Regions from separate parts of the Homo sapiens genome. Here regions 1, 2, 3, 4, 5 and 7 are each linked to region 6. The links are chromatin loops, found by intact Hi-C in ENCODE. Cell type or tissue: heart left ventricle. All regions are shown on one strand. Region 1 overlaps DCAF12 (DDB1 and CUL4 associated factor 12). Region 2 overlaps UBAP2 (ubiquitin associated protein 2). Region 3 has its middle 25 kb from the start of UBAP2. Region 4 holds the start of LOC114224 (a long non-coding RNA gene). Region 5 overlaps DCAF12 (DDB1 and CUL4 associated factor 12). Region 6 overlaps UBAP1 (ubiquitin associated protein 1). Region 7 overlaps UBAP2 (ubiquitin associated protein 2).

Region 1 (4,000 bases), 170 kb before region 6:
GATGATCTGCCCACCTCGGCCTCCCAAAGTGCTGGGATTACAGGTGTGAGCAGCCACGCCTAGCCTATTATTATTTTTTGAGACAGGGTCTTGCTCTGTCACCCAGGTTGGAGTGCAGTGGCGCAATCATAGTTCACAGCAGCCTCAAACTCCTGGGCTCAAACAGTCTTCCTGTGCACCATCATGCCTGGCTAAGTTTTCAATTTTGTGTAGAGACCAGGTCTTGCTATATTGCCCAGGCTGATCTTGAGCTCCTAGTATCATGCAATCTTTCTGCCTTGGCCTCCCAAAGTGCTGGGATTACAGGCATGAGCCACTGCGCCTGGCCAGTTTCTTTCTTTTTTTTTTTTTTTTTGAGACAGGGTCCTGCTCTGTTGCCCAGGCTGGAGTGCAGTGGCACAATCCTGGCGCGCTGCAGCCTTAAACTCCTGGGCTCACGTGATCTTCCTGTCTCTGCCTCCCAAGTACCTGGGACTATAGGTGGGCATCACCATGCAAGGCTAATTAATTATGTGTAGAAATGGGGTCTCACTATGTTGGCCAGATTGGTCTCAAATTCCTGGCTTCAGGCAATCCACCCCAGCCTCCCAAAGTGTTGGGATTACAGGTGTAAGCCACTGCACCCAGCTCAGTTTATTTTAAGGTATGAGTTGATCATCTGTTTTCTTCCTGTCCATAGCGCTAGCAATGTTAATTATAGCTCTGAATACACCTTACAGCTTAACAAGAAGCATAGTAAACATGTGACTATGAGCACTTTTTTTTTTCGAGACGGAGTCTCTCTCTGTTGCCAGGCTGAAGTGCAGTGGCGTGATCTCGACTCACTGCAACCTCTAACTCCTGGGTTCAAGCGATTCTCCTGCCTCAGCCTCCAGAGTAGCTGGGATTACAGGCACGAGCCACCACACCCAGCTAATTTTTTGTATTTTTAGTAGAGACAGGGTTTCACCATGTTGGCCAGGATGGTCTCGATCTTCTGACCTCGTGATCTGCCTGCCTCGGCTTCCTAAAGTGCCAGGATTATAGGTGTGAGCCACTGCACACGGCCTGAGTACTGTTAAATAGTATTATTATGCCTTAAAAATCCTGACTTCGGCAGTTCCACACTAATCAAGAAGAGTGTTCAGATGTGAGGCCCAACCCAGGGGGATTCTGATAGAGGATAGTCCACACCTCTCTTGGAGAGTGGAATCATAAAAGAGCTCACAACTCCATCTCCATCTTGAGTTCAGTTCACACCTTTCTCTCCAGTGGTAGTATTCCTATGTCTCACATTTCTTTCATTGGATTCTTCTTTGGAGGAGCTAAGGGCAGAACCAAGCTAAGAAACCTGAGCAATTTATTGTCTTCATCACTGGTTTCAGAATTAGCAGCCTATGTTTCCATCCTCCCAAACATTTCAGTTATCTCAGCACACTAGCGTGAAGAAAGATATGAATGAACTAGCATGAAGCAAATAACACTGAGTGATTCCTTCTCCTGTCCACCCCCCACTCCTCATTGTTGTCTTCTAGATACCAGCAACTGAAAAGCAGAACAAAAACACTTGGATCGTAGGCTAACTCCTAAAAGATTGATCCCTGGTGCTGATACAGGTATGGACATCCTGACTTGCTATTTCTGGGTATCTGCACGAGGAATGGCAGCTGGATCAGAGTGGCCTGGACTGCGGGCAGTCTTTAGTTTTATTAGGAACACAGGGCCAGATCAATAATCAATTAGAGTTGGCAGGGGACCAGGGACTTGGAGCATAAACAAGTCATGAAGGGCTAAGAATTCAGTTCAGCTACAAAGCCTCCTGTAGAAGGACCCAAAGGATGAGGAGCCAGCAGACTATTTGGAATAAGGCATGTGGCATGCGGCCTGAGACAGAACAAGAAGTGCCTGAGAGAGAACAAGAAGTTCTTTCACAGAAGGGAGTAGGGACTGCTGGCTAAAAAGGGACCCCATAAAGCCCACAAAGCCCTTCTGTGATACATGCTTTGCTGGAAAGTCTGGCTGGAAAGTGGGAGCAAGGCCAAGATTCCATGGAGGCCAGAGGCCTAGACCAAGTCAACCCCACATTCCCTAAGTCACCTTTCTTTGTGAGCATGTTCTATGGAACAAGTCCCATAGTAAAATACCAAAAACCTAAGAGTTCAGTTGCACATGTGTACCTTTTTCCTTTTATAAATATTCATGACTCCTCCTATAGCTTATTAAATACATATATTCAGCCACCTTGTTCAACATAAATTCCTGTCCCCTTTGCCCCTCCCTCAGTTTGTGTTTCTGACTTCTGGCCAGAGGCTGTACTTCCCAGACTGTCAGAATGGCCACCCTGCAGACTGCAACCCTTTGAGAAATAAAGCTCTCCTTTCCAATTTTTAAAAATAAAAAAACCTGATGGTAAAGGAATGAAGCTGCTTTTGTTCTAATCTGCATTTCCCAAAAATGATTTGACAATATATTTTGTTTGGAGATGGAGTCTCACTCTGTTGCCCAGGCTGGAGTGTAGTGGCACAATCTCGGCTCACTGCAACCTCTGCCTCCCAGGTACAAGCAATTCTCCTGCCTCAGCCTCCCAATAGCTGGGATTACAGGCACCCGCCAACACGCCCAGCTAATTTTTGTATTTTTGGTAGAGATGGGGTTTCACCATGTTGGCTGGGCTGGTCTCAAACTCCTGACCTCAGGTGATCCACCCACCTGGGCCTCCCAAAGTGCTGGGATTACAGGTGTGAGCCACTGCACCCGGCTGACAATGAAGATTTTACAAATACCTTCTAAATTCATTTTGGGAAAGGCTAGTTTCAGCCCTTTCCAAATGTAACTCGTCTCCTCTGGGGAGCCCTCTCAAATTGCTTTAACTTACTCATCTCCCCTTCCTGTCTTGCAGCCTTTGATCATATAGGAACCCATGTGTCATGTTCTGAACCAGTCAGTCTCTAAGGCAGGTGCATAGAGCAGCTGTGTCCAGCTTGCCCTGGAAAGAACAAGTACCATGTGGCAGAAGAATAGGGACGGCCTTGCCAGGCTCTGCGGCCTAGCCCTGGTGGGTTTCCCAGAGATGACTGTGTGAGGAAGGGTGGTATGATTTGGCAGTTTCTCTCAGCTACAGCTCCAAATAGGCTCTAGAAGAGCATCACTCACTGTGGTCACTGTGTCTTCCCCTTACAAAGGGCAGTGAAGGTCTATGGTTCCAACTACAAAAAACAAAAATTAATATCCTATTCCCAGAGTACTATGCAAGCACTTTCAGCGTCATTCTCAGGGCACCATCCAAGCAGACAGGGCCTATTACCAACCCTTACTTATGTAACAGAAGTAACGTCACACTACTTCAGTACCCTGGGCATATCCACCCTCAGCTGGACCTCAGAGCAACTCATCTTGGGCTAGAGTTGGGGACCCAGAGCAAGCAGGTCTTAGTATTTGTGCCTGCACTTGACCTGCCTCTAACCTGGAGGTAATGGCTTGTGTTCCCCTTCTGCCACAAGCAATCCCAACAGCTCAAGCCAACCTTCCAACTAGTCATGTGGGGCCTTTTTGGCAGGCTCCTGGCTACACAATACTCACTCACACCATTGTGCACTGGAATAATTTTTATTTTTTTCCTTGGCAAAAAGTCAAGTGCTACATTTTTAAAAACAGAAAATCTCAAACAATCAAACGCATTACCCATTACAGAAGAGGGTCTAGCAATAGTACAAAACATCCTACTGAAGATTTTTTTTTTAAATATACAAGTCAGTTTAAAATGATAGAAGTTCTGTGAGAACTAAGAAATCTACAGCCTGTAGTTTAATAATAGAAAAAAAATTAAGACAATTAAAAGATCTATAGCATCCAGCATTTTGCTTAATTCCCTGTTTATAGCACCTATTTCTCTAGGTTCGAAGATGAGAATTCCAGAACCTGTGGTATGTGCTGTGTAACAAGTTAGGGTGGACTTGCTGTCTCTCCTCTCCAGTAGCCCCCCACCATTAAAAGGAGAATATATATATAATTTTTTTTCCAA
Region 2 (4,000 bases), 240 kb before region 6:
ATGGTCTTGAACTCCAGAGCTCAAACAATCCTCCCACCTCAGCCTCCCAAAGTGTTGAGATTACAGGTGTTAGCCACCATGTCCCGGTTCAAAATGTTTTTTTATTAATTGGTAAGCCAATAGATTCAAGCACTTATCCTACCATACAGTATAAGAAGTTTGTAATTTTTGTAGAGACAGGTCTCACTACGTTACTCAGGCTGGTCTCGAACTCCTGGACTCAAGCAATCCTCCCACCTCTGCTGGGACTACTGGAGTAAGCCACCATGCCCAGCAGGAAACAATCTATGTAAATATTCCATGTAACAAATGAAAAATAAATGACTTATATTTCCTTTTTTTTTTTTTTTTTTGAGACAGAGTTTCGCTCTTGTTGTGCAGGCTGGAGTACAATGGTGGGATCTCTGCTCATCGCAACTTCCGCCTCCTGGGTTCAAGAGATTCTCCTGCTTCAGCCTCCCAAGTAGCTGGGATTACAGGCATGTGCCACCATGCTTGGCTAATTCTGTATGTTTAGTAGAGACGGAGTTTCTCCATCTTGGTCAGGCTGGTCTCAAACTCCTGACCTCAGGTGATCTACCTGCCTTGGCCTCCCAAAGTGCTGGGATTACAGGCATGAGCCACCACGCCCAGCCCGAGGTCCTGTCTATTAAAAAAAAAAAAAAAAAACAGCCAGGCACAGTGGCTCACACCTGTAATCCCAGCACTTTGGGAGGTCAAGGCGGGCAGATCACCTGAGGTCAGGAGTTTGAGACCATCCTGGCCAACATGGTGAAACCCCGTCTCAACTAAAAATAGAAAAATTAGCCAGTCATGATGGCAGGTGCCTGTAATCCCAGCTACTCAGGAGGCTGAGGTGGGAAAATCACTTGAACCTGGGAGATGGAGGTTGCAGTGAGCCCAGATCGCGCCACTGCACTCCAGCCTAGGCAACAAGGGCAGAAACTCTGCCTCATAAAAAAAAAAAAAAAAAAAAAAGACAATAAACAAATAATACACCCTAGTCAATGACATCCATTCTGAAGTGATTAAGAGTACCATTAATCATTTAATTCACTTTGAAAAGCATTAAAAACTTAGATAAAATAATGGCTGGCTAAACAGATGTGATAAAACAAATAGAGCAAAAAGGTAATAGAACATATGGATATTGACTGTACAACTCTCAACTTTTCTTCATCTGTGACCATTTTCATAATAAAGCATTGTGGGGAGGGATTTTGGCAGACAGAAAAGGAGTACAGGCGGCGGCTTGGGGTGGTAGATGTGTTAAACAGGAGCTACAACAAACATTTTTTTTTAAAAAGTAAAATTATGGATTACTTGTGGCTATCCACTCACTGCACAGTAAGTATTATTATAAGAACATCCCTGGTTTCAAGACATTTCAGACAGAAACTACTTCATGCAGATATGTCAGAGTAGAAGATAAACCAAAGTCAGGGAGTATGGCTGAAATCTTTGTGGAAAAAGTATGAAAAAGTAATGGCAGAGTGGGGGAACCAGGAACAAATAATGACCCTAAAGGCAAGAATATTTAAACTTGAAAACTGCCTGAGAACAGCCAGTGCTTTGTAAACGTGCACAATTTACAAAACCAAAGAAACACCGACCCGATTAAAATATTAACAAACAAGCACTTGATGGGTGAAAGAATCTCACCAAATATTTCAAGCAGAATAGTTATTAATAATCGCATTTTGCTGTAGGGGGCAGTCTGGGGCTTATATATGTTTCTACATTATCATTCTGATACTGTTTCACCCATACATTTCTAACTATAAAGTCACTATTCATTGCCATATGTAAGGTAAATGCCAATGACTGATTTATTCAGACTTAGCTTTTTCAGCTTAAGTATTATATGACACAAATACTGTATTTCTCTTCAGTAATATCTTTTTTATTCATAAAAGGGATAGACAGACTACTTCTGAAAGCATAGCCAATACACATAATAGTCATTTAACAATAACAATATAGTAACACTAGTGCTAGCATATTTATGAAAATAAATTTTAATGAGAACTTTAAGTATTTTTTTTAACTTTATAAAATACCCTGAGTCAAGAAAAAAATAATTTTCTTTGATAAACAATTCAATAAATATTTGATAAACAAAGCACCAAACATAAGAGTATAATAGGGAAGTTACCAGGCTGAGCTCTAGGAAGTGTCAAGAGGTCGGTACAGCTTGGGAAAAAAGAGGAAAAATCAGGATCAACTGGTAATTCTTAAGTTAAACAAGGTCAGTGCACCCTCCCCTGCAATAAACATTAGTGACATACACTAGGTCACATCTCAAGTTGAAAAATATCTTGCCAAGAAAAGTACCATCACTACAGCTCTTCCTCTGGATCTCTTACCCATTCATATGGCTTATTACGAACTAAGCTGCTTTCACAGTGGAAAATGTGAAATTTTTCAAATGAATCCAAATTTTTTTTAATTAGAGCTGTCACCCAGAAAAAAATTGGAAATAATAATAAAGTAGGATTATTTATGCCCACCACCAAAGATAAACATTAACAGTCTACTAAGCCTGTACTCATTAATGTTCAACAGTTTTGCATTAACTTTACATATTTTTTTCAGTTGATCAGGAAGTATACCTTTTCTAAGACATTTTATATCATAATTTTCAAATATTCTTATAATCACTTCATAATTGTGGAATGTTCACATAATTTTGTGGAATTTTCACATAAATTCACAAGAGAGTTGACATCTGAATACAATGTATATTCCACAATCTAATTAGCTAAAAAGGACATTACAGCTGGGCCCAGTGGCTCATGCTTGTAATCCCAGCACTTTGGGAGGTCAAGGCAGGCGGATCACCTAAGGTCAGGAGTTCGAGAGCAGCCTGGCCAACATGGCGAAACCTCGTTTCTACTGAAAATATAAAAATTTGCCAGGCATGGTGGCGCATGCCTATAATCCCAGCTACTCGGGAGGCTGAGGCAGGAGAATCACTTGAACCCAGGAGGCGGAGGTTGCAGTGAGCTGAGATCGCACCACTGCACTACAGCCTGGGCATCAAAGTAAAACTGTCTCAAAAAAAAAAAAAGGCATTATGAGGACCATTGAAAAAATATAAGTATGGTCTGTAGATGTTCTGATTTTTTATAATTGTACTGTAATTATGTAAAAAGATCCTTGTTTTTTAAAAAACACTGAGGTATTAAGTGAAGAAGAACCTTATTCACAACTACTTGTCAAACGTTTCTGGGAATAAACTGTAGGGAAAGGAAGAGAACAGGATAAAGTAGATGTGACAGAAATGTTAAAATCTGGGGAATCTGAAAAAAGGGTATTCAGTAATTATTCATATTCCCATTGCAACTTTTCCGTAAATCTCACAATGTATTTTTTTTTTTTTTAAATTGAGGTTCACGGTCAGGCCCAGGGGCTCACACCTATAATCCGGGCAGTTTGGGAAGCTGAGGTGGGCAGATCACCTGAGGTCAGGAATTCAAAACTGACTAACCTGGCCAACATGGTGAAACCCCTCTCTACTAAAACTACTAAAATTAGCCGGGTGTGGTGATGTACAAGTGTAGTCCCAGCTACTCTGGAGGCTGAGGCAGGAGAATCACTTGAACCCAGGAGGCACAGTTGCCGTTAGCCGAGATCAAGCCACTGCACTGCAGCCTGGGCAACAGAGTGAGACTCTAGCTCAAAAAAAAAAAAAAAAAAAAAAGAGGTTAAAGGAGATTTAAGTAACTCATCTAATTACTAAGTGCTAGACCCAGGACAAAAATCCTGGTTTATACGGATTCAAAAGAACTCTCACCACCTGCTGCAGTGGCTCACGCCTGTAATCCCAGCACTTTGGGAGGCGGAGCTGGGTGGATCACCTGAAGTCAGGAATTCAAGACCAGCCTGACCAACATGGTGAAACCCCGTCTCTACCAAACATACAAAAAATTAGCCAGGCGAGGTGGAGGCAGAGGTTGCAGTGAGCTGACATCGCACCATTGCACTCCAGCCTGGACAA
Region 3 (4,000 bases), 180 kb before region 6:
GAGTCTAACTTTGTCGCCCAGGCTGGAGTAAAGTGGTGAGATCGCACCACTGCACTCCAGCCTGGGTGGCAGAGCGAGACTCTGCCTCAAAAAATTAAAAAAAAAAAAAACAAGGAAGAGAGAAGCTGGAGTCTTGGGACCTATGAGCAGATAGTTTAGTGGAAGCCTGGGAGGCCCTCTCCTCCTTCTGTGGAGCAAAAAGTCACCTCTCCAGGGACCTCTTTGACTTGACAGATCCCTTTGGCTGTATCCTGTCTCCTGCTCTCCCTACCTCTAGAATCACCTCCCTACCCTAAAGCCAAAGGAGTCTGAGGCAGAGTCAAGACTCTCAGAAGCAAGTTAAACCAGTTCCTGCAGGCCCTGACATGCCCTGCTGAATAGCCCCTGCAGAAAATTCCTGTCCTCAGCTGTAGCCACAGCTGGCTACTGATGGTAAGAAAGAGACCTGAGGAGGGGAGAGATCTCAAGGAAAACACAAGTCGACACCTTCCTTCAAATACAGATAGAGCCAAACTGGACTTTTAGGAGCTGAGACCGTGCCTGTGGGGCAAAGCTAACACTCAAGTCACCTCTTTCTTGGTCAGCATAGTGGCTACTTCTGCCTGAAAGGACATCTCCAAAGAGCACCAATGCCTGTTTCTTGGGGCCTCCATCCAACTGTGTCAGCTCAGATCCTAGCAGAGCTCCCGGTGTTCTCTGAGAAGCTGCCTCCCAGCAATATCTGAGAGCCCAGGTTTCAGTTTCTTCCTCCAGGTTGCTCAGGTCCCCTGAGTCCCGGGGAAAGGCCACACATGGCTTATTCCTCATGCAGGCAATATGGCTGGGTGTCTTGCCTCACTGTGGTTATATAGGGTAGGCTACAACCAGGGGGAGTACAGAGGTTAATGGTTCAGGATTGGGTAAAGGCCTGGCTGGAGGCTTGAGGGCTTGGAGCTTGGTGTAAAAGTTACCTCCCCCTGTTTCTGGTGCTTCAGAGTCAAAATTATTTGGCCTGACTTTAAGTGAGGGAGTTCTGCCATCTCTCCTGGACTGTAAGAGCTCAGCCGATGACTCAGGGAGCCCTAAGAATGCTTTACAGCTGTGCTCTGTAAACACCGTCACGTTTTATGTTGCAGAAGTTCACAGTCAGCCAAGAGATTTAGTTACCTGCCTGCAGTCAAAAGCTGGTTAATGATTAGAAACAGGATTTAACTGGGAGCTTCAACCTCAGATCCAGTGCTCTTTCTCTAAGCTGCCTCCTACCTAACTCCTCCAATGCTCTATTTATTTATTTCAGATAGGATCTGGCTCTGTCATCCAGGCTGAAGTGCAGTGGTGCAATCATAGCTAACTACAGCCCCAAACTTCTTGTGCTCAAGCGATCCTCCCATCTCAGCCTCCTAAGTAGCTGGGACTACAGGTACGTGCCACTTGTAGTGATTTTTAAATTCTTTTTTTAATAGAGATGAGGTCTTGGTATGTTGACTAGGCTGGTCTTGAGCTCCTGGCCTCAAGCAATCCTCCTACCTCAATCTCCCAAAGCGCTGAGGTTAGGTATGAGCCACCGCACCCCACCTCAATTTATTGAATTTGGTGATCCAGTGATCCAGTGGCAACATTCCATTCCTTCCACAATAAGATCTATTTGGCTTTAAACAAAACACACACACTTCTGAGAAGCTGTATGCTCACATCTTTGTAAATCAAATCTGCAGATAAATGCAGAGGGAAGCTTGATTCAAGGATTGCTACTCTGAAAACCTCAATAAAGTGAAATAAAACCCCAAAAACTCCTTCGAGTTTGAGACCAGCCTGAGCAATAAAGAAAATCCTGTCTCTAAAAAAAAAAAAAAAAAAATTAGCCATGCAGGGTAGTGCATGCCTGTAGTCCCAGCTACTCAGGAGGCTGAGGTGGGAGGATTGCTTGAGTGACCAGGAGGTTGAGGCTGCAGTGAGCCAAGATGGGGCCACTCCACTCCAGCCTGGGCAACACAGCAAGACCCTGTCTCAAAACAAAAACAAAAAACTCTTTCACACTACAGCTACCTTCCTCTCTCCGCAGTCCCTTTAAAAGACATTTTTGTGCATATCTTTGTTTTCTCCACACTCCATGTGGAATTTATGCAGGAGAGGGATCTCCAGAAGCGAGGAGCTAAGCTCTGGCTCCCCCTACTGGGTATATGATGGATTCATTGGCCCCAAATCTCCCATAAGACTCTGGGGCTCTCCAATCTTGTACCTGCCTGTGCTTGGAAAGCCTTTAGAAGGCAGGGCTCCCTAAGGAGAGATGTGACCGTGGAAGGCTTTCTAGAAGAGTTGGAACCTGAACTACATCTTGAAAGATTTTGACATGGGAAGTTGGTAAGCTGGTTTGTAATTATTTCGTCATTTAACAATATATCTTAACAATCATTGTATGTCAGTACCTATAGCTTTACCTCTTTTTTTTTTTTTTTTTTTTTTTTTTTTTTTTTTTGAGACGGAGTCTCGCTCTGTCGCCCAGGCTGGAGTGCAGTGGCGTGATCTCGGCTCACTGCAAGCTCCGCCTCCCGGGTTCACGCCATTCTCCTGCCTCAGCCTCCCGAGTAGCTGGGACTACAGGCGCCCGCCACCACGCCCGGCTAAATTTTTGTATTTTTTAGTAGAGACGGGGTTACACTGTGTTAGCCAGGATGGTCTCGATCTCCTGACCTCGTGATCTGCCCGCCTCAGCCTCCCAAAGTGCTGGGATTACAGGCGTGAGCCACCGCGCCCAGCCTCATTCTTTTTTTTTTATTATTATTTTTATTTTTATTTTTTTGAGACGGAGTCTTGCTCTGTTACCCAGGCTGGAGTGCAGTGGCGCGATCTCGGCTCACTGCAAGCTCTGCCTCCCGGGTTCATGCCATTCTCCTGCCTCAGCCTCCCGAGCAGCTGGGACTACAGGCGCCCACCACCACGCCTGGCTAATTTTTTGTACTTTTAGTAGAGACAGGGTTTCACTGTGTTAGCCAGGATGGTCTCGATCTCCTGACCTCGTGATCGGCCCGCCTTGGCCTCCCAAAGTGCTGGGATTACAGGCGTGAGCCACCGTGCCCAGCCTCATTCTTTCTTTTTTTAATTATTTTTATTTTTATTTTTTTTGAGACGGAGTCTTGCTCTGTTACCCAGGCTGGAGTGCAGTGGCGCGATCTCGGCTCACTGCAAGCTCCGCCTCCCGGGTTCATGCCATTCTCCTGCCTCAGCCTCCCGAGTAGTTGGGACTACAGGCGCCCACCACCACGCCTGGCTAATTTTTTGTACTTTTAGTAGAGACAGGGTTTCACTGTGTTAGCTAGGATGGTCTCAATTTCCTGACCTCGTGATCCACCCGCCTCGGCCTCCCAAAGTGCTGGGATTACAGGCGTGAGCCACTGCGCCCAGCCCTTTTCTTTTTTTTAAATCATCCAGCCCAAAATGTCAAAAGGACAAGCTTATGCTTTTATTTATTTTTATTTTTTGAGACAGATTCTTGCTCTGTCACCCAGGCTGGAGTGCAATGGTGCAATCTTGGCTCACTTGCACCCTTGACCTCACAGGCTCAAGTGATCCTCCCATCTCAGCCTCCCAAATAGCTGGGCCCACAGGTGTGCACCACCATGCCTGGCTAATCTTTTTTTTATTGTTTTTTTATTTTTTTTTAGACAGTCTCACTCTGTCGCCCAGGCTGGAATGCAGTAGTGCGATCTCAGCTCACTGCAACCTCCGCCTCCTGGGTTCAAGCGATTCTCCTGCCTCAGCCTCCTAAGTAGCTGGGACTACAGGTGTACACCACCACACTCGGCTAATTTTTGTATTTTTAGTAGAAACGGGGTTTCGTTATGTTGGCCAGGTTGGTCTAGTACTCCTGACCTTAGGTGATCTGCCCACCTTGGCCTCCCAAAGTGCTGGGATTATAGGCGTGAGCCACTGCACCTGGCCATGCCTGGCTAATTTTTTAAATTTTAGAAATGGGATCTCCCTGTGTTGCCCAGGCTGGTCTTGAACTCCTGAGCTCAAGTGA
Region 4 (4,000 bases), 66 kb before region 6:
GCTCATGCCTGTAGTCCCAGCAGTTTGGGAATCCCAGGCGGGCGGATTGCTTGAGCCCAGAAGTTCAAGACCAGCCTGGACAACACAGTGAGACCTGTCTCTACAGAAGTCACAGAAAAATTAGCTGGGATTGGTGGTTCATGCCTGTAGTCCCAGGTACACGAGAGGCTGAGGTAGGAGGATCACCTGAGCTCAGGAAGTCGAGGCTGCAGTGAGCTGAGATCATGCCCCTGCACTCCAGCCTGGGCAACAGAGCAAGATCCTACCTCAAAAGAAATAATCTCGGGCGGGTGCTGTGGGTCATGCCTGTAATCCTGGCACTTGGGGAGGCCCAGGCAGGTGGATCACCTGAGGTCAGGATTTCAAGACCAGTCTGGCCAACACGGTGAAACCCCGTCTCTACTAAAAAGACAAAAATTAGCTGGGCGTGGTGGCAGGTGCCTGTAATCCCAGCTACTCAGGAGGCTGAGGCAGGAGAATTGCTTGAACCTGGGAGGCGGTGGTGGCAGTAAGCCTAGATCATGCCACTGCACTCCAGCCTGGCTGACAGAACGCATCTCTGTCTCAAAAAAAGAAAAACAAACAAACAAACACATTCAGTTCTCACACTTGAATTAGGTAGGTAGGTTGTGTTATGCGTGCTTTTTATGTATTGAGGAAACAGGATCACAGAGGTTGTGTAACTTAACTAAGGTTACAACTAGGTAGACTGAATTTGAACTGAAATCTGTCCAACCTCAATGCCTATGCTGCATTCTTTTATGCCATTTTGCCCCTCTTAGGTGGTCACAGGACCATTCCAATTCCTATAAGGTATAAGCACTAGTTTTAAAGTAATACCATTGTGAACTGCTTGTTCTCATTGAAATAATAGTGTAACTGGAATGATAAATAGTTCATTAAAATTTTAGTCACATTATGTCATCAGAATTCTAGGAGGAAATGAATACCTGATTATTTTGTACTTCACAAAATAAACTGGATAAACTGGATAAATGACTGAAAGTTTCTTTTTTATATTGCTGAGTCAGATTGGATCCGGTTCATTAAGGGCCAAAATTTGTATTTGGCAGTAATCCTCATGTGTTCTCAGAATGCTTGATTGGTCATTATCAGTTGCTTAATGCTTACCAAACACTTCCAGTGTTTTGAGTCACTGAATTGGCTCATGGTAATTGTTAATCTTGTGGTTACTGAGTCAAGAGCCAGCAGTGTGTGTTTTGGCTGCTTCACTTCCTCCTCAACACTTGATATTGTCAGATTTTAAATTAATTTTTTTTTTCTAATCTGGTGGGTTTGAAATTGTATCTATAGTGTTTTTTATCAGCATTTCCTGAAGCTGGGCATCTTTTCATGTATTTTCGTTGGTCATTTGTGCTTCTGCGAAGTGTATATTCAATTTCGTTGCCTATTTTTTTGGTCTTTTCTCTTTTTCTGATTTATTTTTAAGAGTTCTTTATATATTCTGGATACTAATTATTTGTTAATTTATAGGTTGCAAATATCCTTTCCCAATTTGTGACTTGTCTTTTCATCTCTTCATAGTCTTCTGGTGAGAAAAGCTCCTAATTGTAATGAACTGAATTTTTCAGTCTTTCATGGTTTGTGTTTTGTGTTTTTTTTTATTTTTTATTTTTTATTTTTTGAGATGGAGTTTCGCTCTTGTTGCCCATGCGGGAGTGCAATGGCGTGATCTTGGCTCACTGCAGCCTCCGCCTCCTGGGTTCAAGCAATTCTCCTGTCTCAGCCTCCCGAGTAGCTGGGATTACAGGTGCCTGCCACCACGCCCAGCTAATTTCTGTATTTTTAGTAGAGACAGGGTTTCATCATATTGGTCAGGCTGGTCTTGAACTCCTGACCTCAGGTGATCCACCCGCCTGGGCCTCCCAAAGTGCTGGGATTACAGGCGTGAGCCACTGCGCCCGGCTGGTTTGTGCTTGTTGTATCAAATTTGGGAAATCCTTCTTTGCTGCCAGGCATGTTGTTTTAATAAATACAGTAGTATACCTATCTATAATGTGGTATATCTCATCTGACATTTATTTCCAATATTTGCTTGATTACAAAGGCAGACTTCTTAGAAGTTGCTTTCTTATTATCTTTGGAGTTATAGGGCCACAGGGTTTTAAAAGGAGGTTGGATTGTGCCTTACATGTGGGTTTCATACATTGTCCAAACTGAGACACCAACAGATTTGTGAATGAGATGTGCATCTTATTAAATGTTAATGTGATTTGACAATGAGACCTTTCTTTGTGTGGACAGTATTATATACAATTGATAGTGTGTCATTCAGTCTAAGCTGTTAGCACTTTCACTAAAATATATTCAAATTTTTTTTGATGTCTAGTTTTTACAGTGTTGGGCTTTATCAAGAATAGTTGTGGATTGTGGAAGAGCTGATATGGAAACAGAGGAATGTATTTTGCTTTTTTTTTTAAACTCTGTCCGGTTCCTTGGACTTGTGTGTCTCCTATCTTATCAAGAATAATTGTAGATTGTGGAAGAGTTGATATGGAAACATCTTAGAAGAATGTTTTTTGCTTTTTTTAAAAAAAAAAACAAAACTGTCCAGTTCCTTGGACTTGTGTGTCTCCTATCTACCATTAAACCCTTATGACTTAAGGTATATGTATAAATACATATATACATCTTGGTGGCATTGATTTTTCTATGTTGTGTATTAAAGCTGCTAAAAAACATTTTTTCTTTTTTTCAATGAGAAGACTAGTGATTACTTTGACTTTAGGAATTATTCTTCTAAGGAGTCAAGTATTTGATCTGGGCGAGGATCACACTGAAATATAAAACATCTGAGTAATTTGGGTTCACTAAAAAAAAAAAAAAAGAAATGTAAAACAACCACCAGATTAAAAATACACTACAAATACTGTTTACAACCACCAGATTAAAAATACAACACAAATACTGTTTATTTATACAAATAGTATACCTTTGACATTTATGAAAGGCATACTCTTAGATCATTGGGAATCCGTACTTATGTAACTACCATAGTTTATAGTGTCCTTCATGAAATACAGAAAAGTGTAACAGGAAATTTTTAGTTACCATCAGATTTGATGGGTAAATAGAAGAGAGCAACAAAGTAAAGCAATTTGAATGCTAAACTTAGTCTTCAGCTTTTTTTTTTTTTTTTTTTTTTTTAAAGAGATGGGATCTTGCCCTGGTACCCAGGTTGGTCTTAAATGCCTGGCCTCAAGTAATTCACCTGCTTCGGCCTCCCCAAGTGCTGGGATTACAGACGTGAGCCACCATGCCTGGTGCTTTCAGCTACCTTTAACTTCCTGCCTTTTTCTGTTGTTTGTTACTACCACTGGCCTATTCCAGCCTCCTTTAGTAACCTATTGGAAACTCAAGATTAGTCTGTCTTGGGCCGGGTGCGTTGGCTCACGCCTGTAATCCCAGCACTTTGGGAGGCTGAGGCGTGTGGATCACCTGAGGTCAGGAGTTCGAGACCAGCCTGGCCAACATGGTGAAACCCTGTCTCTCCTAAAAATAGAAAAATTAGCCAGGCATGGTGGTGGATTCCTGTAATCCCAGCTACTCAGGAGGCTGAGGCAGGAGAATTGCTTGAAGCCGGGAGGCAGAGGTTTCGGTGAGCCGAGATCGTACCATTGCACTCCAGCCTGGCCGACAAGAGTGAAACTCCATCTCCAAAAAATAAAAAATAAAAAAGATTAGGCTGGCTTTGCCTGTCTTTTGCTTCATCTCATCATCATGGTCTTGGTCCCAGGTGGGGTTTGCATCCTTACTGGTAAGAATGGAATCTTCCTAATCCTAAAATCTTTCTATAGTTTGGGAGTGTTAACATTTCCTTCAGTAGTTTCATGGGGAAGGATATGGGCAGTAACTTCCCCATTTCTTTCTTCTAGTAGATCATTATATCTTTTTTTTTTTTTTTTAAAGACAGAGTCTTGCTGTGTCGCCTAGCTTGGAGTGCAGTGGTGCGATCTTGACTCATTGCAACCTCCTCCTC
Region 5 (4,000 bases), 160 kb before region 6:
TTTGAGATAGGGTCTCGCTCTGTCACCCAGGCTGGAGTGCAGTGGCAAAATTACGGCTCACTGCAGCCTTGACCTCCTCAGCTCAAGTGGTCCTCCTGCCTCAGCACTGCTACCCTCCAGTAGCTGGGACTACAGGCATATGCCACAATGTATGGCTAATTTTTAAATTTTGTTGCAGAGATAGGGTCTTACTGTGTTGCCCAGGCTAGTTTTGAACTCCTGGGCTCAAGCAATCCTCCTGCTTCAACCTCCCAAAGTGTTGGGATTACAGGCCTAAGGTATTGTGCCCAACTGGATTTTGGAGCATTCTGGATTAGGGATGACCAATTTGTATTGTAAATTAAGTCTATTTTCTCATTACCTTACATGATTATTTCAGAGATGGTTTATCTTAATTTGATCGATCTTCAATTGCCAAAGGTTCCTAACACTCAGGATTTCCTTCCCTTACAGCATGCCAAGTAGTCATCAATCTATAAAGAAATACTTAAATGCATTGTTGAGGAGGACTGCTAGTCAAAGGAGCCTCTCAGGAAGCTTATGCAATAGGAAAGAATCACCCTGTCTTACTCTTTAAAAGACTTTCCTGCAAGAGAGGCACACCAGACTCAAAATTTCATGTACTGTGCAAAAACATGCCCAGGCCTTTGGAGAACTGGTCTTTTAAACAAGAATTGAGACCAGGTGCAATGGTTCATGCCTGAATGCCCAGCACTTCGGGAGACCAAGGTGGGAGGATCGCTTGAGGTCAGGAGTTCAAAACCAGCCTGGGAAACATAGTGAGACTCTGTCTCTACAAAAAATTAAAAAAACAAAACAAAACAAAAAAAACAACCAGATGGGTGTGGTGACACATGCCCATAGTCTCAGCTACTTGGGAGGCTGAGGCAAGAGGATCGCTTATGCCCAGGAGTTCAAGGCTGCACTGATCCATGAGCCATGACTGCACTCCAACTTGGGTGACAGAGTGAGACCCTGTATTTATTGTCTTTAAAAATAAAAATACCAACCTGGCCAACATGGTGAGACTGTGTTCCTACTAAAAATACAAAAAAAATACCTGGGCATGTTGGCAGACGCCTGTAATCCCCGCAGCTACTCAGGTGGCTGAGGCACAAGAACTGGTTGAACCCAGGAGGCAGAGGTTGCAGTGAGCCAAGATTGCACCACTGCACTCCAGCCTGGGCATCAGAGCGAGACTCTGCCTCAAAAATAAATGAATAGATAAAATAAACATGAAAAAAAAGCTCAGCTAGAATTACAGTATTTTAACTGTAAGGTGAATTATTAGGTAAAACCACAAAATCATGTTCATCACACCTTAGATAGTGTATTTTCAGCCTTCCAGAGATGAAAGTAGCCATCCAGAGACACTGCTCCCAGTTCCTACAAGAGCAATGAAAACCAGGTTATATTATCATCTATAGCAACTAATGTACGATAATAAGCAGGCGAGGATTCTAAGGTCAGGGTCCTTTATTCCTGTCTCGTGATGATTCCAGCAGAGGTGCCAGTAATTATTAGACCATTACTTCACCCTACAGAACCTAGCTGAATGGCATATTAAATTGAGGCTGCCAGCAATAACACAGGCACCCATGGTTGAAAAACTCCTCACTATGCTATCACTCCCTCAACGTCCTGTTGGAGAGTTAAAGCAGGGCACATATGTGAAGGACAGTTTCATAATCTAGTGTGAGAATTTCTATAAGTGAAGACTCTAATTTAGGAGAGATTAATCTACCCTTAGGCCATAAATACAGATGGGATAGGAGGTTGAGGGAACTACCCTTCAAACTGTGGCCTGATTCAGATTCTGGAGAAGCCTTTCTCTGGCTCTGGGTGTATATTCTGACACTGCTTTTTTTTTTTTTTTTTTTTTTTGAGATGGAGTCTTGCTCTGTCACCCAGGCTGGAGTGCTGTGGCGCAATTTCGGCTCACTGCCAACCTCCACCTCCTATAGTTTTCCTGCCTCAGCCTCCTGAGTAGCTGGGAATACAGGCATATGCCACCATGCCTGGCTAATTTTTTTGTATTTTCAGTAAACATGGGGTTTTACCATGTTGGCCCAGGCTAGTCTCAAACTCCTGACCTTGTGATCTGCCTGCCTCGGCCTCCGAAAGTGCAGGGATTACAGGCGTGAGTCACTGCGCCTGGGTGACACTCTGCTTTATTAAAACCTCAGCATCAGATCTGACTCAATAAGGTAAGACTTAGTGGAAATGTGAAGGGAAAGTAGGCAGTAAAGAATACTGGCCAGGCATGGTGGCTCACGCCTGTAATCCCAGAACTTTGGGAGGCCAAGGAGAGTGGATCAACTGAGGTCAGGAGTTCAAGACCAGCCTGGCCAACATGGTGAAACCCCGTCTCTACTAAAAAATACAAAATTAGCCATGTGTAGCGGTGCATGCCTGTAGTCCCAGCTACTTGAGAATCTGAGGCAGAAGAATTGCTTGAACCTGGAAGGTGGAGGTTGCTTTGAGCTGAGATCGTGCCATTGCACTCCTGCCTAGGTGACAGGAGCAAAACACAGTCTCAAAAAGAAAAAAAAAAAAAAAGGAATGAATACCAAAGAGAAAAAAAGTGATTGTTTTCAGAAGCAAGTATGAAAATCATGCCCAGAATACAGCACCTGCAAAGGCATGTGCAAATGACAGACAGTCAAATCAGGGTGGCCCTAGGGGAATTCTGTGAGGCTGACCCACAAATATAGACTACTCAGAGAAATACTGCAGACACCAATTGAAGGGGTGGGTTTCAGAGCCTCAGTTATAATTTCTCACCAGCATCACTCAGCCTTTAAGAGGTGTTCTGTGGGCTCAGAACCATGCTATGTAGCAAGCACTGATGGGGAAGGAAAAAGGAGTGCATATCCCAAGACATAAGCAAGAGGAATACACGTCAGGGATCCCTACACAAGTTCATACCTTGTTCTTGTTGTTGAAGGCCAGAGCCCGAACCTTGCAGTTGTCAGGGTTTGTGTCTTCTTTGGGGATGTCCTTTAAGGCCTTGTGAGTGATGTGTGCATACACAGGGACCCGTGACACATTGTGTCTCGCATCACTTTTGGTCAAAACATCATCTGTCACCTCCCAGAGTCCCATAGAACCATCACGTGAGCCTGCAGGGCCAGGAGAACACAGATGTCAGATGTACCCACCCCTCTATGGGAAATCCCACAGACGCCAAAGAGGGCTTTCATAGTCTAGCTGTTTGTGCATCATCCTCATATGTGCTGAAGCTTGGCCAGATGGCCCACCCTAAACACAGAGCAGTAGGCATTTTAATAGCTACACTAAGAGAATTATTCACCTAAGGTCTAGGCATTAAAATATAACTTTTAAGTTTGACATGGTTGTTGAAATTTATTTATTATTATTATTTTTTTTTGAGACAGAGTCTCGCTTTGTCACCCAGGCTGGAGTGCAGTGGTGCGATCTCAGCTCACTGCAACCTCCATCTCCTGGGTTCAAGCGATTCCCGTGCCTCACCCTCCCAAGTAGCTGGGATTACAGGTGCCTGCTCCATGCCTGGCTATTTTTTTTGTATTTTTAGTAGAGACGGGGTTTTACCATGTTGCCCAAGCTGGTCTTGAACTCCTGAGTTCCAGCGATCAGCCTGCCTTGGCCTCCCAAAGTGCTAGGATTACAGGTGTGAGCCACCACACCTGGTCTGCTTTTTTTTTTTTTGAGACAGAGTCTCGCTCTATCACCCAGGCTGGAGTGCAGTGGCACGATCTTGGCTCACTGCAACCTCGGCCTCCTGGGTTCTAGCGATTCTCCTGCCTCAGCCTCCCAAGTAGCTGAGATCACAGGCGCATGCTACCATGCCCTGCTAATTCTTTTTATTTTTATTTTTGAGATGGAGTCTTGCTGTGATGCCTAGGCTGGAGTGCAATGGCGCAATCTTGGCTCACTGCAACCTCCGCCTCCCAGGTTCAAGCGATTCTCCTGCCCCAGCCTGTAGCTGGGACTACAGGCGCGTGCCACCACGCCCAGT
Region 6 (4,000 bases):
GACTGGGCTGACTCCTGAAGGTTGATGGCCGTCACCAAACCCGTTTGCCTTGGCTTCCACCACAGCCCACCTCTGCTTGCTAGGGGACCTTATGGAGACTCACGGGGCTCTGGGGGAAGGATGTAGACATTCTGCTCTCCCCCAGTCCCCGTCCCACACACACACTCCTTCACTCAGCTGTGCTGTGACCCCACCCTTTTCTTTAATCTGTGTTCTCTTCTCTCCCTTAGATGATGGAGTTTCTTCAGTTAATGAGCAAATTTAAGGAGATGGGCTTTGAGCTGAAAGACATTAAGGAAGTTTTGCTATTACACAACAATGACCAGGACAATGCTTTGGAAGACCTCATGGCTCGGGCAGGAGCCAGCTGAGACCAGGCCCTGCCTAGGCCCTGCCGCAGAACCACCATCCCTGGGAGGCCCTGCAGAGCCCACCTGTGGGGAAAGAGAAGGGGCAGCTTCCGGATTTTCTTTTGGGGGTTAGAAGGTCAGGTGTGGAGACTGCTCGCCAGTCTCTGTGAGCCTAGGCCCTGAGCTGGGGAGGTGGGGAAGATTCGGGCATGTGAGTGCCCCCAGAACTGTCCTGGCTCCTTCCGTATTAAACGCATTTGCATTTTGAGAAGTGTCCTTCCCACTTCAGCCCTCCGGAGAGACTACCCTAGTCTTTCTGGGGTGTTTATGTCCTCAGCTGAAGCCTGGCCTAGTTGCTGAGAGGGGCTGGGGAGATGGGGCGGGAGGGCCAGACTCAGTGCTGCTGTGGAGCTAGGTGCTTCCCCCTTCCCCTGAGACTGGTGGACTGAACTCCAGTCAAGTTGAGTTCAAGTGAAAGATTCTTCCAGGGTTTTATTTTTTCCCCTCCTAACAAAGTCTCATAGTGTTAACACTGGTTCTGCAATATCTCTGAGGTGCAAAGAATGCACTTTTCCCTATGGGGCCCAGAGTTTGCCTTTTCTGCCAGGCAGTCACCATGCTTCCCTACCCCAGCCTGTTTCTTTTGGCTTGGTTTGGACCACAGTCCTCTGCTACCCAGGGTTTTAGAGCCCCTGCTCTAGGAAACAGTTTAAGAAATCATTGGCCCCTTCCCAGCACATTGAATGGGTAAGCAGACAGGCCATGATTTAGTTGGCCAGCACTAACTCCACCTCTGTTCTCCTTGAACAGCTTCCCCTCCAGCCCACTGCTTTAGGATGACACAATGAATAACACCTAGTCATAGAAATCAGTCTCTCTGGTTTGTTTTGTATTATGTTGTACATCATTAAAGATCTAAATACAAAGGATATACAGTCTTGAATCTAAAATAATTTGCTAACTAACTATTTTGATTCTTCAGAGAGAACTACTAATAAAAATCTAAAAGGTATGTCTTGGTGTGATAACTTCTTTATTACCAAGGCTGTTTTATGGGAGTGGGGGGGCCATGTGGTGTATAAAGAGATTTCTTGCTTAGATTTGCTGGGGATAGAATAGGACCTAACCGTTTTCTATTTCGGAGCTTTCTTCCCACTTCAGACCTGTCCTCGTTTTTGGTTTGCAAAGGCAAGCCTAGACTGAGTCTTTTAAACCTGGCCCAGCTCCGTCTGTGGACCAAGGACGTAGGCCTTCCTGACTGTGGAGTTGGGATAGGCTGGGCCTTCAGGGGGATCACCCAGTAAAAGAGGAAGAAGCCCTTTTACTGTGAGCAGCAGGCATTTATGCATCATTTGCCACAAGCAGAGGATGGGATTTAAACTGTTTCACCAGCTCTCAGTGGTGCTGTTGTATATGATGATAGAATAGGGTTCATTCCTAAAGTAAGTAAGTTTTTGTCCTTGACCTTAATACTGTGCCATTGTCCCACTTGAGCTTTTGGCTAGACTGGGTCTTTGAAGGTTTTTAGTGATCATGTGAGGGAGGGGCCGCAGTGCCCTGCAGCCGGGAAGCACCAATAAGGATGCCCCCTGGCGGTCAGATGAGGCACTGTCAGGCTGACAAAGGGTGACTGGACCAGGCTGCTAGTGTCTCAAGAGAGCCATTTAACCCTCTTCTTGGCCTTTTAATTAAGCCCTCCTTTTAAAACCGTAAAAAGTTATCCTTTATCTGAAGGAAATAAAGGCTCACATAGTAATGGGCGTTCGGGCCAAGGCCGTGACTCATGAATCTCCATTTGACCCAGAGTGGCTTTAAAGTAATTGGCACCTGGAGGCTACTTTGTCTTCCCTGTCCTGAGCTGCTTCCTGCTAAAAAGATACACAGCAGGCAGAACTTGGCTGAAGGTTTGTGTGTGAATTCTGTTTCAGAGGCCTCAGACTGTTGAACAGAGCACTCTGTTCAACTGCCAAGGTTCCCAACACAGACCCCTGAGAGGCAGGGTGGCTGGGCAGGGTGAACTGGATGAAGGCCAGGCTAGGAGATGGACTATTCCATGAGGGGGCTGGGTAGTGAGGTGTCCCAGATAGGAGCCAGGAGCTGCCATGGAAGCATGAGAGTATCGGGCATTGTACAGAGGCCTTTCACCCGAGCAAAAGTCAGGAGAAAAATTGATGTGTGACACAGGCACCCTCTTCTGCCTCAACACTGGATTGCAGGAAGGGAAGGGAGCTGTAAATATAAGGCCTGTCTCACATCTGCTGCTGTCAGTGACACATCAAGTCAAGGTTTATGCTATTTACATTTTCAAAAACGCCTCTAAATCCCCAAATCAATCTCCAAGGGCTGATGGGGCAGAGCTCACCCCACCCCTGTCCCCCTAGCACCAATGGTTAAGTTTGGGCCAGTGTTTAGTCTTCTAAGTTAGGCACAGAATTCAGCTGGTGAAGCCTCTGGTCTCAGCATGTTGTCTTCTCTGTCTTGTGACCTCTGACCTCTAGGCTACCACTGACCACCCCATCCTCTGATCCCCAAACTTAGAAACTTCAGGGTTATTAGACCCAAATATATTCCCACAGGCAAGGGGTTAGTTAATCATATTCTCTAGGCACAAGGGAAAGGCATTAGGTTCTTCGGCCTGGCCCACCCTTGGAGGCACTCCTGTGCATGGAACTGAGGGACAGGGGCCTGTCCCTGAGGGAGAAGCTGGGACCTATCTGAAGCCACGTGGGGCTGGGGTGACGCTAGCATAGGCAGGACCAGCGTGTGGGTTCTGGTGTGTGCAGGGAGGACCTGGCAGAGGCTCCTCCAGCCTGAGAGCCCAGCACAGACTCCTGCAGGGCCCCCACCATCTCGGCACAGGGTCTGGCTCTAAGACGGCACTGTTCCCTCAGGGGCTGCGGTGGGCCCGTGGCAGGTGAGATAGAGCTGCAGCTGGCTCCTCAGACTCTGGATACACTTGGATTTCAGAACCATGATTTCATCCAGCTGGGTCACAAAATCTTCAAAATCCTGAGAAGGAAACAAGGGACGAATACAGCTTTTGCTCTTGCTGGCGCTCTGCCAGATCTGCTTTTTCAGTCCCTCCTCTGGCAGGAAAGTTTCAGAACCCAGGCCACTCTTCCAGCGGGAGAACATGTAGGATAGTTGCTATGGCACAGGGTGGGGCCTGCTGCTCTGCATTCGAGACACTTTCCAAGCAGAGGAGTATTTTGTAAGGCAGAAGGGTATTTGGTAGAAATACCTACGTGTGGTAGGCAGCAGACTGGTCACTGTTAGTCACAGGGAGGGGCCCCGACAAACCGCTAGGAAGGCAGAGCAGCTGAGGATAGAGGCTGGAAACATTTTAGCCTGGAAAAGGCGAGTGTTGCACCATCTCCCACCTGTACCTATACTCAAGATGTCTCAAAGGCGTGGCAAGAGGAGGTGTGAGGCCTCAGTTATGGTTAGTGTGTGCCAGGAGACCCTTTCCCCACACACAGCCACAGCAAACAAGGATGACCATCAAATTAGCTGCAGGCTAATTCCCAACAGCCTGTGAGTGTCCAGCCAGGGCTACTTACATTAGAAGCCAGCTGGCTCATCAGCGTCTCCTCCTTGAAGCCGAGCTCAGCCATTTCATCCAGCTGTTCCTGGTGTGCTCGGATGACCAC
Region 7 (4,000 bases), 230 kb before region 6:
CTGCAACCTCCGTCTCCCGGGTTCAGGCGATTCTCCTGTCTCAGCCTCCCAAGCAGCTGGGACTACAGACGCCTGCCACCACGCCCGACTAATTTTTGTATTTTTAGTAGAGATGGGGTCTCAACTTGTTGGTCAGGCTGGTTTCGAACTCCAGACCTCGGGTGATCCAACCGCCTCAACCTCCCAAAGTGCTGCAATTACAGACATGAGCCACTGTGCCCGGCCCCATTGGATTATTTTTAAAATCACCTTCAGGCCAGGCACCGTGGCTCACACCTGTAATCCCAACACTTTGGGAAGCCAAGGCAGACAGATCACCTGATGACAGGAGTTCAAGACCAGCCTGGCCAACGTGGTGAAACCCTACCTGTATTAAAAATTCAAAAATTAGCCGGGCATGGTGGCGCACCTCTGTAATCCCAACTACTTAGGAGGCTGAGGCAGGAGAATCGCTTGAAGCCAGGAGGAGGAGGTTGCAGTGAGCTGAGATTGCACCACTGCACTCCAACCTGGGCAACAAGAGCGAGACACCATCTAAAAAAATAAAAATAAAAAAATCACCTTCAGCACTAATACTCTGCAATTCCATCTTAAGTATCTAAAGTGAAGCATCCAAGCTGGGCAAGGTGGCATGCACCTGTAAGTCCCAGCTATTCAGGAGGCTGAGGCAGGAAGATCACTTAACCCACAGTTCAAATCCAGGCTAGGCAACACAGCAAGACCCCTTTTTTTTTTTTTTTTTTTTTTAAGACACAGTCTGGCTTTGTTGCCCAGGCTGGAGTGCAGTGGCACGATCTCGGCCCAGCAACTTCTGCCTTCCAGGTTCAAGTGATTCTCCCACCTCAGCCTCCCAAGTAGCTGGGACTATAGGTATGTGCCACCGTGCCCAGCCGATTTTTTTTGTATTTTTAGTAGAGATGGGGTTTCACCATGTTGGCCAGGCTGGTCTTGAACTCCTGACCTCAAGTGATCCACCAGCCTCAGCCTCCAAAGTGCTGGGATTACAGGTGTGAGCCATCATGCCCAGCCACCTATCTCCTTAAATAAATACATTTTAAGAAAAGAATAAAACAGAATTAAGCATCTAATCAAAAGCTAACTTGTTGAGTAGTATTCCTACCACAAAACCTTTTTAAGAAGTGAGTAGTTTACTCATAGATTTCCAGTTCTGTTGATTGGATTATCTGATCTTTTTCTCACTGTTTATTCTCAGTGACCCCATTTATGAAAATAATCGGCTGGGTGCAGTGGCTCACGCCTGTAATCCCAGCACTTTGGGAGGCCGAGGCAGGCGGATCACGAGGTCAGGAGATGGTGACCATCCTGGCTAATACAGTGAAACCCTGTCTCTACCAAAAATACAAAAAATTAGCCAGGCATGGTGGCACGCGCCTGTAGTCCCAGCTACTCGGGAGGCTGAGGCAGAAGAATCGCTTGAACCCAGGAGGCAGAGGTTGCAGTGAGCTGAGATCGCACCACTCCACTCCAGGGAAACAGAGCAAGACTGTCTCAAAAAAAAAAAAAAAGAAAGAAAATAATCTAGGTGAAATAACAAAATGAGACTTTCTCCATACAGGAGTGCCATCTGGTGATAAAAATCTGCATGTACAGAAGAAATATACTTAACCCATATTCAATGTACATTAATTTTTTGATTTACAGAAAAATGACTTAATCTTTATAGCCTCACTACTATAACCAAACATTTTGATATAATGTACATGAATCCTCACTTGTCAAGGAAGAAAACCATAACTCTTTGTTATAACGCAAACTATTAAAATTTTACTGGTCCATGTTCACAGTATCAACATTAAGACTATATCTCCTTCCAATCATCAATTCTTAATATTCCACAATGAATACGTAATTAGCCTATAAATAATGACCCGGTTGCATGGCTAAACCAGAATAGTTGCTTTGTGAAACATAAAAACTACATGGCTTACTTTATTGTTTGGAAAAAGTTTTTCTCTTAATTAAGGTTTACTGCTCTGGGTTATATATTCATAAATTGTTACTACAAAGACTTCTAGCTTAAAAATAGCAAATACAGGCCGGGTGCAGTAGCTCACGCCTGTAATCCCAGCACTTTGGAGGCCAAGGCAGGCGGATCACGAGGTCAGGAGATCGAGGCCATCCTGGCTAATAAGGTGAAACCCCATCTCTACTAAAAATACAAAAAATTAGCCGGGCATGGTGGCACGCACCTGTAGTCCCAGCTACCCAGGAGGCTGACGCAGGAGAATCGCTTGAACCTGGGAGGCGGAGTCTGCAGGGAGCCGAGATGGCGCCATTGCACTCCAGTCCGGGTGACAGAGCAAGACTCTGTCTCAAAAAAAAATAAAAATAAAAATAGCAAATACAAGGATGGGCGCGGTGGCACACGCCTGTAATCCCAGCATTTTGGGAGGCCGAGCCGGCTGGATCACCTGAGGTCGGGAGTTCAAGACCAGCCCGACCATCTCTACTAAAAATACAAAATTAGCCGGGCGTGGGGGCACATGCCCATAATCCCAGCTACTCAGGAGGCTGAGGCAGGAGAATCGCTTGAACCCGGGAGGAAGAGGTTGCGGTGAGCCAAAATTGCGCCATTGCACTCCAGCCTGGGAAACAACAGCAAAACTCTGTCTCAAAAAAAAAAAAAATAGCAAATACATTCTTTGAAAAATAAAAATAATTGTAAGGGCCTCAGGACATCCAAGAATGCATGCTTAAATAAATTCAGATTAACTTGTCTTCTGTCAGTTGTGCCTCTCCACACTATCACTGAAATGTTATAATACCTAATTCCCTATTCATAAAAAGTCTTAATATTAAAGATGTCCAGCAAAAAAATTTCCAGAGATGAAACAGGTTTCGCACAACAATCACAGGGGATGGGGGATGTGACTGAAATCTTCTGGAAAAACGGGTCAGAAAATAACTTTAACAGGATGCATGATTCAACAGACAAATTTTCCCGTATTAATTTTACATAAAACTTCTGATAAAGCCAGGCGCGGTGGCTAATGCCTGTCATCTCAGCACTTTGGGAGGCTGAGGCGGGTGGATCACTTGCGGTCAGGAGTTCCAGACCAGCCTGGCAAACATGGCGAAACCCTGTCTCTACTAAAACTACAAAAATTAGCTGGGTGTGGTGGCGTGAGCCTGTAATCCCAGCTATTTGGGAGGCTAAGGCAGGAGAATCACTTGAACCCGAGAGGCGGAGGTTGCAGTGAACCGAGATCATGCCACTACACTCCAATCGGGGCGACAGAACAAGACTCTGTCTCCCCAAAAAAAAAAAACTTCTGATAATTGTGAATCCATTAAATCAAGGTAAAAGCGTAAGTTACCAAAATATTCTTCAAGACCCTTAAAAATTGTTACCACCACTGAACTGTAAAAATGACTGAGACATGGAAACTAGACCGTAAAAATCAACACCTTCAACTAACATACTGTTAGGAGGAACTTCTATGTCCTCCTTTTCTGGGAAATGGAGCTGTGTGTAGTAAATAGGAATGCTTCTACAACAAGTACCCAGTTGCCAGACCATAGGAATTCAGTGTACACTTGTGTTCCATCATCTATCACTTTCCACTCCCAAGAGTTCTACTACACTGGAACAGGTTCCAAGAGAATTCTCAGAATAGAAACAGACAAGAGCAAAAGATTCTAAAAATAATCCAGTAGAAACTCAAACATACCTATCTCAAGTTCTTGAGGGGCAGGAAGCACCAGGCTTACTTCAATCTATCCAACCAAATTTTGAAACCCGTATTTATCTCACCTCAAAGTGAATTAAAGATGTGATAGATTTTAACACAGGTAAAGAACTGCTGCTACATTTTTAACTTCTTTAGAAACAAAATCAGCAAAATATAATATAAAGCTTCCTATTAACGATTAAAGTGAAAAAATTGTCTAAATGTAATGAGGAAAGAAAGTCTCCGGCCGAATAAACCAACCTGATAAAACTACAAAGATATTCTCTATGAAAGGAATAGTTTTGGAA

What was found. Peaks named below come from ENCODE experiments on the same cell type or tissue, not always from the same donor. Only the 100,000 strongest peaks of a DNase experiment are listed, where the experiment ranks them.
Region 1: it touches region 6 in a loop (2.6-fold over the local background); 22 of 110 quality-filtered maps call a loop at or near these places.
Region 2: a loop joins it to region 6, with 28 times the contacts of the local background. A loop is called at or near these places in 28 of 110 quality-filtered maps.
Region 3: it touches region 6 in a loop (2.4-fold over the local background); 19 of 110 quality-filtered maps call a loop at or near these places.
Region 4: a loop joins it to region 6, with 2.8 times the contacts of the local background. A loop is called at or near these places in 50 of 110 quality-filtered maps.
Region 5: a loop joins it to region 6, with 4 times the contacts of the local background. A loop is called at or near these places in 10 of 110 quality-filtered maps.
Region 7: it touches region 6 in a loop (2.5-fold over the local background); 26 of 110 quality-filtered maps call a loop at or near these places.

Annotation. Positions count from the first base shown.
Region 1 is chr9:34,082,818-34,086,817 of GRCh38, forward strand. DCAF12 (DDB1 and CUL4 associated factor 12) reads right to left here. Exons shown (of 9, transcript NM_015397.4): 9 at 3,570-4,000. Among named protein-coding and RNA genes, the nearest start is that of UBAP2, 36 kb to the left of the region's middle. In heart left ventricle, no CTCF peak of the experiment used is centred here; no DNase peak of the experiment used is centred here; H3K27ac peaks cover 3,227 bases.
Region 2 is chr9:34,009,472-34,013,471 of GRCh38, forward strand. All of the region lies in intron 2 of UBAP2 (ubiquitin associated protein 2), which reads right to left. Among named protein-coding and RNA genes, the nearest start is that of UBAP2, 37 kb to the right of the region's middle. In heart left ventricle, a CTCF peak has its summit at 1,714 (motif pointing right); no DNase peak of the experiment used is centred here.
Region 3 is chr9:34,072,239-34,076,238 of GRCh38, forward strand. No RefSeq gene overlaps it. Among named protein-coding and RNA genes, the nearest start is that of UBAP2, 25 kb to the left of the region's middle. In heart left ventricle, a CTCF peak has its summit at 2,157 (motif pointing left); no DNase peak of the experiment used is centred here.
Region 4 is chr9:34,185,280-34,189,279 of GRCh38, forward strand. All of the region lies in intron 1 of UBAP1 (ubiquitin associated protein 1), which reads left to right. LOC114224 (a long non-coding RNA gene) reads left to right here and starts at 996. Exons shown (of 1, transcript XR_158845.6): 1 at 996-2,853. In heart left ventricle, no CTCF peak of the experiment used is centred here; no DNase peak of the experiment used is centred here; H3K27ac peaks cover 1,264 bases.
Region 5 is chr9:34,095,396-34,099,395 of GRCh38, forward strand. DCAF12 (DDB1 and CUL4 associated factor 12) reads right to left here. Exons shown (of 9, transcript NM_015397.4): 5 at 2,929-3,122; 6 at 1,321-1,386. Among named protein-coding and RNA genes, the nearest start is that of DCAF12, 29 kb to the right of the region's middle. In heart left ventricle, no CTCF peak of the experiment used is centred here; no DNase peak of the experiment used is centred here; H3K27ac peaks cover 1,219 bases.
Region 6 is chr9:34,251,162-34,255,161 of GRCh38, forward strand. It overlaps UBAP1 (ubiquitin associated protein 1), which reads left to right. Exons shown (of 7, transcript NM_016525.5): 7 at 231-1,362. The coding sequence ends at 371. It overlaps KIF24 (kinesin family member 24), which reads right to left. Exons shown (of 13, transcript NM_194313.4): 12 at 3,911-4,000; 13 at 1,219-3,359. The coding sequence ends at 3,219. Among named protein-coding and RNA genes, the nearest start is that of UBAP1, 74 kb to the left of the region's middle. RefSeq lists a silencer at 1,987-2,036 and an enhancer at 3,238-4,000. In heart left ventricle, CTCF peaks have their summits at 1,944 (motif pointing left), 2,144 and 2,570; DNase peaks (open chromatin) are centred at 2,390, 3,150 and 3,983; H3K27ac peaks cover 2,814 bases.
Region 7 is chr9:34,021,709-34,025,708 of GRCh38, forward strand. All of the region lies in intron 1 of UBAP2 (ubiquitin associated protein 2), which reads right to left. Among named protein-coding and RNA genes, the nearest start is that of UBAP2, 25 kb to the right of the region's middle. In heart left ventricle, a CTCF peak has its summit at 1,594 (motif pointing left); no DNase peak of the experiment used is centred here; H3K27ac peaks cover 852 bases.